Regions from separate parts of the Homo sapiens genome. Here region 2 is linked to region 1. Evidence: chromatin contacts called from ENCODE Hi-C or POLR2A ChIA-PET data. All regions are on one chromosome and are shown on one strand. Each heading gives the region's core, a stretch centred on a gene start or an enhancer-like site at or near the end of the contact. The rest is flanking DNA. Distances are from core to core; before and after follow the strand shown.

What was found. Hi-C counts contacts between places; a loop is a spot of excess contacts on that map. ChIA-PET counts read pairs that join two places held with the same protein, here RNA polymerase II (POLR2A).
Region 2: a loop to region 1 is called in a map of astrocyte of the cerebellum, with 4 times the contacts of the local background. The contact joins two enhancer-like sites. A Hi-C loop is called at or near these places in 1 of 168 maps with a recorded cell type or tissue (astrocyte of the cerebellum). POLR2A ChIA-PET finds 5 or more read pairs at or near these places in 4 of 52 experiments (H1, RWPE1, activated CD4-positive, alpha-beta T cell and 1 more).

Annotation. Positions count from the first base shown.
Region 1 is chr1:19,396,834-19,401,986 of GRCh38, forward strand. The region is part of intron 2 of CAPZB (capping actin protein of muscle Z-line subunit beta); the gene reads right to left. Among named protein-coding and RNA genes, the nearest start is that of CAPZB, 86 kb to the right of the region's middle. RefSeq lists an enhancer at 4,348-5,027. Within about 2 kb of position 1,723, at least 3 of the 41 ENCODE cell types and tissues checked have a DNase peak (open chromatin) inside an H3K27ac peak, as active enhancers do.
Region 2 is chr1:19,627,353-19,632,458 of GRCh38, forward strand. The region is part of intron 1 of MICOS10-NBL1 (MICOS10-NBL1 readthrough); the gene reads left to right. MICOS10 (mitochondrial contact site and cristae organizing system subunit 10) reads left to right here. Exons shown (of 4, transcript NM_001032363.4): 4 at 1-2,468. Among named protein-coding and RNA genes, the nearest start is that of NBL1, 14 kb to the right of the region's middle. RefSeq lists a silencer at 1,509-1,709. Within about 2 kb of position 1,788, at least 3 of the 41 ENCODE cell types and tissues checked have a DNase peak (open chromatin) inside an H3K27ac peak, as active enhancers do.

The DNA.
Region 1 (5,153 bases), core at 473-2,972:
TCCCAGCTACTCAGGAGACTAAGGGAGGAGAATCGCTTGAACCTGGGAGGCGGAGGGTGCAGTGAGCCGAGATGGCGCCACTACACTCCAGCCTGGGTGACAGAGAGGACTCTGTCTCAAAAAATTAAAAAAAAAAAGATTATCGTATTGGCTTGTATTCTTCTGTCACCTGAAATCTTTTTGGGAAAAGACCAGGTAAAAATACACAAACATAACTCATATATAAGTTGATTTTTCTCCAAAGACACTGTAATTTCACAGAGGATCTCTGTCCTCTCGTTTAAGTGAAAAGATACATAGTGAAACCAAATTTTTGTTCTCGTCAACATTTTAATGAAACATTATTCAAGGGCCTGCTGTAGGTCATAATTCCCAAGAACCTATGGACAACATTAAGTGAGGACTTACTGAACTATCAAAGTTATGATTGGAATAACAGCAAAGATGTTTAGGTCTTACCATTTAAAAGGCATGTAACACACATCCTCATTTTATCATCACAGCAACCCTGCAGAAGGCAGGGGTGTTATTATCCCACATTACTGTTTACAGGTGAAAAAAAGAGGCACAGGTAGGTTAAGCAACTTGGCTATGGTCACACAGCAGGTAATTCAATGAAAGCCATGCGATCCCACCCTAAGGCCGTGCGGACTCTAGAATGACACCTGGTGAGTAACCTAGCAGGCAAAATAATTCAGCTGAAAGAGTCACCAGCTGGATGGTGGCAGAGAGAAGTACTTGGCAAGATTGGTTTTTCACACAAGGTCAACGCGAACGGAACCTCTCATACCAGCCACCTACTAGGGTACAGCATCAAGACCTAATTTCAGGGAGGGAAATGGGAAATGCATCCATTTCATCATCACTGGATACTAAGGGTTAGGCCTGGCCTCAGGCTTTATAAACCACATGTGTGCCAAATGTCCACGTCTAAACCTAGAGTTTAGGGTGAAAACTATGAATGGGCTACCATGGAAGTTACAAAATAAGAATGCAGGGGGAAGCCTGAGGGCGCGCGCCACCCGAATGCGGGAGGAGCCAGATGGGGCAGCATAGGAAGGGCTGTTCTTTACCACTGATCTGGGGGGCTCATGATCGCCCAGAGGGACAGACCAACAGCATCGGGGTCTGTGGGTTGATATTCATCTGCACGTCGACACTGGTGGGGATGCCAGGGAAATCTCACATGTTCTGTTTAGCAGAAACGAGACACCTGAGGCAGAAAGTGACAATAAGGAGTCACACGGCCAGGCAACCATGGGCAATGGCAACGCAGGGGATACTTTAGAATCTGAAAGCCTGTGAAACACCCTCAAGTCCGAGAGGATCTGCTCCATGATGAGGAACTCCGTGACCTCCAGGGCCCACACACGGAGGTGAGCCACAGTCATCCTGCCACACCTGCTCAGTCTCCCGATGAGCCAGGCGAGGTGCTGAGCCCTGTACTCCTCGCCCCAGGGGTCCTGATAGCCCCTTGGGAGGCGAATGACCTTTGAAGCCACAGCAGAGGCTGACCAGCTCAGAGCACGGAGCCACTGAGTCAGAGGGCGGAGGTCTGGCTTCCTCCAACAGATTCTCCAAAAATCCTCACGATCACAAGCTTCTAAACCTCCATGACCTACCATGATTCCAGTAATACTTCTGTTTCCCTTCAAGTGGGAGTGTTTGTGCCATGTTTACGTGTCTGAGTGGGGGAGCGGGTGCTAAGGCAGACTCAACAAGTCGGGTTGCTTCGCTGTTCTCAGCACAAAAGTCACCCAGGCTGTCTGGCCACAATGTTTCACACTGGATTCCTTCCACTGGAGGGATGTCTCATCAGGTTTTGCTGTAATTTCACTGAGTCACCCATAGAAACGACCAAGCAGGGGAGACTGGAGGGGACATCTCCAGGGGGCCACATCTGAGCTGAGTTACAGAAAGTGAGGCAGGGCTGGCAGTTAGGGCAGGTCGCAAAGCAGCCCAAGGACTAAGGTGCAGACAGAGAGCATCTCTGTCTGTCAAAGGCAGACAGCGTGGGATGCCGAATGCTGATAGCTGCACAACTCTTTTTTTTTTTTTTTGTCACCCAGGCTGCAGTGCAATGGAGCGATCTCGAGTACCGCAACCTCCGCCTCCCAGGTTCAAGCAAGTCTCCTGCCTCAGCCTCCCGAGTAGCTGGGACTACAGGTGCTTGCCACCATGCTTGGCTAATTTTTTTATTTTTTAGTAGAGACAGGGTTTCACCATGTTGGTCAGGCTGGTCTTGAACTCCTGGACTCAAGTGATCCGCCTGTCTTGCCCTCCCGAAGTGCTGGGATTACAGGCATGAGCCACCATGCCCAGCTAGCTGCACAACTCTTGCGTGTGCTAAAAACCATTGGACCGTACACTTTAAAAGTGTAAATGTTATGTTATGTGAATTATATCTCCAGAAAGCTGTTGTTAAGAAGGTGAATCAAGAGAGGATATTTTAGGCAGAGAGAACCACATGGATCCAAGACATCACAGGTAGACATCCAGGAAACCAACAGTTTCAGAATACGAGTACGTCATGTGACCCAGAGTTAGGTTGGTAAAAAGTGACCCTGGGTGTCAGGAACCATGGGCAGTGTTGTCTTTCTCCTCACTCTCAGTCGTAGCTGTTTGACTCTTCACTCTTACTACCCAGAGCTTTTCCTACATCAAAATAAACCAAGGTACTGCAGGGACTTGCCACTGGCCTGGAAGTCAGAGCTGGTTCTGCCATGAAACGGTGCTACATGGGGCATGGGCCACAGCTCCCTGGTCTCTGCAATGGATGGTTCTCTGAGAGAGGAGCACTTTGAGGGCTGTGAGTACAGAGGGAGGAGCTCAGGGTGTCAAGAGTGGGAGAGGAAGTCTGGGCCTACCACCTTCTACCTGGTTTATTCAAGTTCTAAGATTTTGCTTAAAAAAAGGGCTGTACCAATTTTCCAAATGTTTGAAAACCACTAGATGAGATAATCGGTAAGGTTCATTTTAGTGTTGACATCCTACGAAGTTTCATAGTTCAAGACTTGAGAGTTACTCAAAAGTTTGTGTCATCCCTCCTAAAACAAACCTTTACTAAGCAAGGTACTCTGAGGCTCAAACCAACTGTGGACTGCCCAGCTCTTCGGTTCACAGCCTTAGGACACAGATGCAAGCAGCTGAGTGAGTTATTCACAAGAAGGGGAAGAAGGAAAAGGCTTGGAACCCATAATCTTCTCCCCTGAATGCCATGTTCAAATTTAAACTCTTAGGGAATTTCTATATTTGTATACAGAATCCAAATTCCCTTCTCTTTTCTCTTCCAGGAGAGATTCCGAGCCCACCCCTTGCCTGCCTCCGAGACCTCAACACCATCCTGCTTACTAAAGGGAGCCCAGTTTTTCCCGCTACCCATGGCACAGGTCTTCGTCAATTTCAGTGTGCCCTTCATGAATCTGGCATGTGGTCACTGGCAGTTAAAGGGGGTGATGATGGAGAGGAGAAACCCCAGGCTCCAACTACAAAACCCTGCGGGACACGCAGGCTCCTCTGGGCTTCCCGGCCCACATTCCTGGCCTATTTCAAACATCAGGGAAGCAGACTGAGCGTGCCATGCCCTCCTCAAGTATTTTTAACCTGTTTCCAAAACCAGACATGTTCTAAGGGGGGCGACCCAGGAATTCCTCATCCAGGGCCAGTGCCTGCCAACCGCGAGATGTTGGCTTTCTAACAGCTCTGAGGAGGGAGTTGTTGTCTGCCTTTTCTGGCACGTGGGGAAGTGGGATCTCTCTCCAATTCACTTTTACGTCTCACATTTCTCATCAACCAGAGGGCAGGATCTAACTTAAAGTGAGAGTCTTCAGACCATCCTCAATGGAAGCTCTCCAAACACTGTTCTCCGGCTTCCAACAACAACAGGAGTCCATAAGGTTCCCCAAATGAAGGACCTGGATAGATCTTGTAGGAAAAAAAATCCTATGAGGACAAGGCCAAGGAACGGGCCTATATGCACTTCACTTGAATTATGCCTCCTGGCTCTAGGTGACAAGAGCCATCTTTTTCACCACTGGAGAGCTCAGCCTCCTACCACCTTGCCCCGATCCTGACCTGGTTCAGATTCCTCGCTAACATACTTCTCTCACCTTGTAGCACTGTTGCACATTGAACAGGAGGGAAAAGCTCTTTTGTTCATTTTCCTTAGAATGGAACCAAAATGATACTCCAGTAGCTCCATCTAAAAGCTCAAGTGGCAGCTAACAGCACGGACACCAGGGGCATCCCTTGCCAGCTTCCAATGCCATGGTGAGAGACACTCATCATGGTTTAAAAAAAGACCAGAGAGCATTTTCACAAGCAATTCCTAAGAGACTTAAATTTCCTACACATAGGCAGAATAAAAACCAAAAAGGAAAAAAAAAAAACTTCCCCCAAACAAAAGTGAGGGCTTTCAAGGAGACTTGCTGAGTGGGCAAACATTTTGGAAAGATGGAATTTTAAACACAAACACAAAAGGGCAAAGATTTGCAGCAGAAGAGCTATGCACACAGCCGGGAGGACTTTAATTAGGGAAAGCTTTGCAAAGCCCAGGGAGCATCAGCATCGGCAAATCTCCCCTTGGTCTCCGGAATGGAAAGAATGTGGAAACCAATGGGTGATCAAGGAGTTCGAATTTTGCCTGACACTCTTGCTGGGAATGAAGCATGCAGTCCTGTCTTTTGCCACCTTTTCAGCAGCCTCAGGTGAGCCTTTTAAAAAGGTGAAAAACGAAGGACCACCTAGCCTGGGAGAAGCCAGGGTGGATCCTCTCCTTCCTAGGGTGCTTCCTGCAGATGGCACACAGCCAAAGCTCTTCTGGTGTTTTAAGGCAGAAACAGAATTCAGGGGAGGACTAAACAACCCCTTTAGAGCTACGTGCTGTGTTTTTTGTTTGCATTTTTCCAAGTCCAGGCATTTTTCCAGGTATTTCCAATGAGACTGAAATGGCCTACACATAGGCTGACGACCTATAATAACATAAGAAAGTGATGTTGGCCCCCTGCTCCACCCAGAGGGGACATCTGCTTATTTGGCTTCCAGGTGGTGGGAGCAGTGGTTTTCCCCAAACAGCTAATACCCTTCAATTCTTTGCTTTCTGTATCATGAAGTTCACTGGAGTTTGGAGCACAGACTCTTTAAACCAGTAATTT
Region 2 (5,106 bases), core at 538-3,037, 230 kb after region 1:
ATCCTGTAAATGTTGATTTATCATCTACTGTAAGCGAGGCACTGTTGTAAGCAGCAGAGATAAATGGATAAATAGACACAGGCTTCTGCCTTCAAGGAGCTTAGAGTCTGATGGAAAGACAGACGTGCAAACACAACTCTGAAAGAAGTGTTTTAATGGAGAAGAGAGGTGTAGGCAAAGTACACTGAGAACAAAGGAGAAGGAGCAACTATGTCTCCCTAGGATGGCCCCACAGGCGACGGAATGCCTGCGCTGGGACCCGAAGTTGACTGGGAATCCCAGACAGAAGGAGGGTAGCCTCTGTGTTTGCTCAGGATCATGTAATGCATATTATAGCTGGGAAATCGCAAGTAGTTCAGCATAGCCAGGGTGTGTAGGGGCAGGGGAAAGGCATGGAGGGGGAGGCTGGGCAATAGGGTACAACTCATGTCTGACTCCAGTTCTGGAACATTGATTAGACCTTAGTTCTTGCAAGTGCTATAGTGAGTACATTCAGGGTAGCAAATACCCTCCCTCAGCCTCCCCACTCCCTTTTCCAGAAAGGTCTGCTAGGCTCTGCCCTGCAAACTGTCCAGGCTCCTCTGCCCTCTGGGCTTGTTTTCCTCTTTATTGCTACTTGGCTGTTTTTCACTTGGTCCTCTTCATTCTATGATTAAGGCAACCCATATAATTGAAAGAAAAATAATGTGCAGCCTGTTTCATCCCTTCCACTTGTTTTCTTACTATTTATTTATTTATTTCTGAGATGGAATTTTGCTCTTGTTGCCCAGGCTGGAGTGCAATGGTGGCGATCTCGGCCTGCTGCAACCTCCGCTTCCTGGGTTCAAGCGCTTCTCCTGCCTCAGCCTCCCGAGTAGCTGGGATTACAGGCATGCGCCATCACACCTGGCTAATTTTGTATTTTTAGTAGAGACGGTGTTTCTCCTTGGTCATGCTGGTCTCCAACTCCCGACCTCAGGTGATCCTCCCGCCTCGGCCTCCCAAAGTGCTGGGATTACAGGCGTGAGCCACCGCACCCAGCCTCCTATTTGCTTTAAAAGTAATTTCCTGGCCGGATGCGGTGGCTCACACCTGTAATCCCAGCACTTTGGGAGGCCAAGGCAGGTGGATCATGAGGTCAAGAGATCAAGACCATCCTGGCCAACATTGTAAAACCCTGTCTCTACTAAAAATATAAAAATCAGCTGGGCATGGTGGCGCACACCTGTAGTCCCAGCTACTCAGGAGGTTGAGGCAGGAGAATCATTTGAACCCGGGAGGCAGAGGTTGCGGTGAGCTGAGATCGCGCCACTGCACTCCAGCCCGGCGACAGAGCGAGAATCTGTCTCAAAAAAAAAAAAAAAAAAAAAGCATTTTCCTTCCCCAATTTTTCTGTCATTTTCCCATCCTCATTCAGGCAGAGAGAAGAATAACATGCCCCCTTCCAAAAAAGACAAAACACAAGGTAGCCACAAATTCCCTAGACACATTAGAAAAATAGGGAGTGGAGAGGGGCATTGGAATGAAAGTTCTCTATCTCATTAGCTGTTAGGCTTTAGGCATTTATTTGGATGGATCCCTTTGGCACCTTGGAAGCACCACTGAAGTGCTCTGAGAAAGGGGTCAGCTGTCTGAGGGAATAGTTCTGGATAGAGGCCACAGGAAGCACTGGCCAGTTGCTTTAGTTCTAGATAGCTTTGTATTCCCGCCTTGTTGCCCTTAGCGGAGGCTGGCCCAAAGCACACTTGATCTTGTCCCCACTCCCTGCCCCCATCTCAGATCAACCTTCAGAAAGTCCCGGCTTGTTGGCAAAGGCACACATTCTGTGTTACTCTTAAGTTTCATTAGAAATTCAAGTCCTCTGGGGCCCTGTTCCCTTGTGGGCTTGTGCAACTGACTTTGTTTCTTGTCTGCCTTTCTGGAACCAAATCCAAGGAAATTCATGGGTTTGGGGAGACAGCGATGGGAACCCAGCAGGGCACAGGATGCTAGGATAAAGCTGTGGCGCCCCAAAAGTGGCCTGCTCTGCCAACATACATAAATACATACAGTCTGAGCTTGACACTGTATAATTTGGCCCAGAACAATATGTATTTTGAGCTCATTTAGGTGAATGACTTTGGCATTCCATGTACCCACTAGGGGAAGCTTTATCAGGCTGCATTTGCCTTATGCAGAAGTATGCCTTTGTTCTGAGAAATGGCCTCAGAACACACTGTTGAGCTGTCTCCTTTAGTGAGTGTCATCCTCTCATCCATTTCAAAAGATTGCAGATGCCGTCTTGAAGTCCTGCTTGTAAGAAATGCAGGGGTTGGGAATGGAGGAGATGACGATGTAGTTTTGCTTTTAGTTTTCCCAAACCTGTTTACATTTTTTAAAAATGTAACCAACCCATAATTGCATTTTACTTGTCGTGGTTCGATCTGATTGTATTGTCGAAGGACTATTTTTGAACCTGTCCAAATAAACTCTGCAAAGTATTTCCACAAGGATGTGACTCCATGGCGCTTGGACAGCCTTTATCCTGAATGGTACTGAGACACAAATGTTTTCCTGTTGCGTGCTTTCTAATTACCTAAATGCAAACGGGGTGGAAGGGAGAAAGTGGAAATTCTAAGTACCAAAAGGAATGTTAAATTTAGAATAATAAGCTCATCTGGAAGCTATCACCACTTTTTTCTTAAAGTGCGCTGCAAGCATCGCTTCCCCTTGGACACCAAATCATGGTATTGGGGTAAAGACAGACTTGGGCAGGAGCAGGGGAGAAGCCCCATGTCTAATGAGCGGCCTCTGTGTGGATCAAGAGTGACAACTGTTCTGCTGTCAAGTGCCCTGACAAAGAAGAACCAAGGGAGAGGCAGGGCTGTAAATGATTTGGAGTCAGGGGACTGGATCTAAGTTCCCACTCTACCACTTATTTGCCAGGTGACCACGGGGAGTTGCCTTAACCTAAGGGGTTGTTGCAGGCTGGGCACAGTGGATCACACCTGTAACCCCAGCACTTTGGGAGGCTGAGGCAGGTGGATTGCTTGAGCCCAGGAGTTCCAGACCAGCCTGGGCAACATAGCAGGACCCCATCTCTACAAAAAACACAAAAATTAGCCAGGGATGGTGGCATGCACCTGTTGTCCCAGCTACTTGGGAGGCTGAGGAGGGAAGATCACTTGAGCTCAGGAGGTTGAGGCTGCAGTGAGCCATGATCATGACACTACACTTCAGCCTGGGTGACAGAGTGAGACCCTGTCTTAAAAAAAATTAAAAACCACACACACACACACACACACACACACACACACACTTATTTACGGAGCACATGGTCTTTGAGCTAGGCTAGGAGGGGAGAAGGGGAAAAGACACTGAAGAAAGAGAACTCTAGGAGCTTCCGCCCAGGTAGGAACATAGAACTATTACTGGGCATTTGCATTCAGGATAATTGGCTTCAATTGTTTGACCCTCACTTAAGGAGTTCAGAGCCAGAAAGTGGAGGTGGAGGAAGATGTCAAGAATTCTTGAAGGAGGAGTGGGCAGGTGATGAATCTTTACGGGGAAGAAACTGGGGCTAGAAAAAAAGAGCTCATTATCAACTGTCAATCAAGTCATCTTTATTCCCGGTCCATCCAGTTTGAGCTAGGCAGAACATATATCACGAGGCTTACTTTTTACAAGCTTATGATAAAAGTACTATTATCCTCATTTTATGGATGAAGAAACAGTTTTTGGAAGGGCAAATTAACTTGCCCAAGGACAAGTAGGTGAAAACAATGCAGGTGGAATCTGAACCTGATTCCGGAGGCCAGACTCTTACCTACTTTCTATGCTGGTCGAAAGCTGTTTAAAGTGGGGAGGGTCATTTCAAAGGAAAGCAGTTTGATCCAGTTTAAACCTGATTTGAGATACTTAAACTAGTTGAAATGGATCAGAGCCAGTTTCACTGAGTTTAAATTAGTAAGAATAAGTTGATCCAATTTGAAGTCAGCTGTATTTGTTTAAAAAAGTAATTCCTATGTCTATTTTCTATTAATCAGAAACATAATTATCAATCAGAGCTTTGGGTCAGCGTTGCTGATAAGTTTGGCTAAGTCCTTGCAAATGTAATAAAGCATCATGACATTTTATTGCAGTAGGCATCTTAAAATCTATACACTTTTCAATTAGATAATTAGATTTCTTTTTCTTTTTGTCTTTTTTTTTTTTTTTTGAGACAGGGTCTTACTCTGTTGCCCATGTTAGAGTGCAGTGGTGTACAATTTTGGCTCACTGCAGCCTTGATATCCAGGACTCAGGTGTTTCTCCCACCTCAGCCTCCTGAGTAGCTGGGACTACAGCTGCATGCCACCATGCCTGGCTAATTTTTGTATTTTTTGTAGAGATGGGGTTTCACTATGTTGCCCAGGCTGGTCTTGAACTCCTGGGCTCAAGCAATCCACCTGCCTCAGCCTCCCAAAGTGCTGGGATTACAGGCATGAACAACTGCATCTGGTCCTAAATTTATTATTTCTTATTATGTGGCATAATAATTTCTTATTACGTGGAACTTTCCCTTCTCCCTCATTTATTTAGTCATTTATCTATATCAGTATGGACTCATGGATTCTCATTTTATTCAACTGATTACAATCCATTATTATTAATATTTAACTCAAATTGTCTAGATTTGTCCAGTAGGGTCTCTTTCAAATGGTATCTGTATCCCTTTGACATATCCATTCCATTCTTTGAACACGAGCTATTGCAGACTCTTCTTGTATTTGCCCCACCCAGCCCTGGAATCAGCAATTTCTCCAAGGAGCCCTGGTTCCATTGAGTGGGGAGTGGTAGTTAGAAACCAAGCTCTCTAGGTGTGCTTGCTGCTGTTGGTGTGCCATTGCTTAGACACACCAAAAGCTTTGTCCACCTCTTAGCCAACATACTAGAAAATACGTGTGTGTGTGTGTGTGTGTGTGTGTGTGTGTATGTGACCTTGAGTTCATGCCTTCCTTCCATCCATATTTGTAACTCCCTTATCTAATAGTGAGAAATGTGGCTCTAGGGATTTGATTTTGAAGGAGCAGTATCTATAAATTAGGTCTACTTGGCTTCTGTGTGTGTGTATATGAGTATAAATGTGCTGTGATTCCCTCTCCAGTC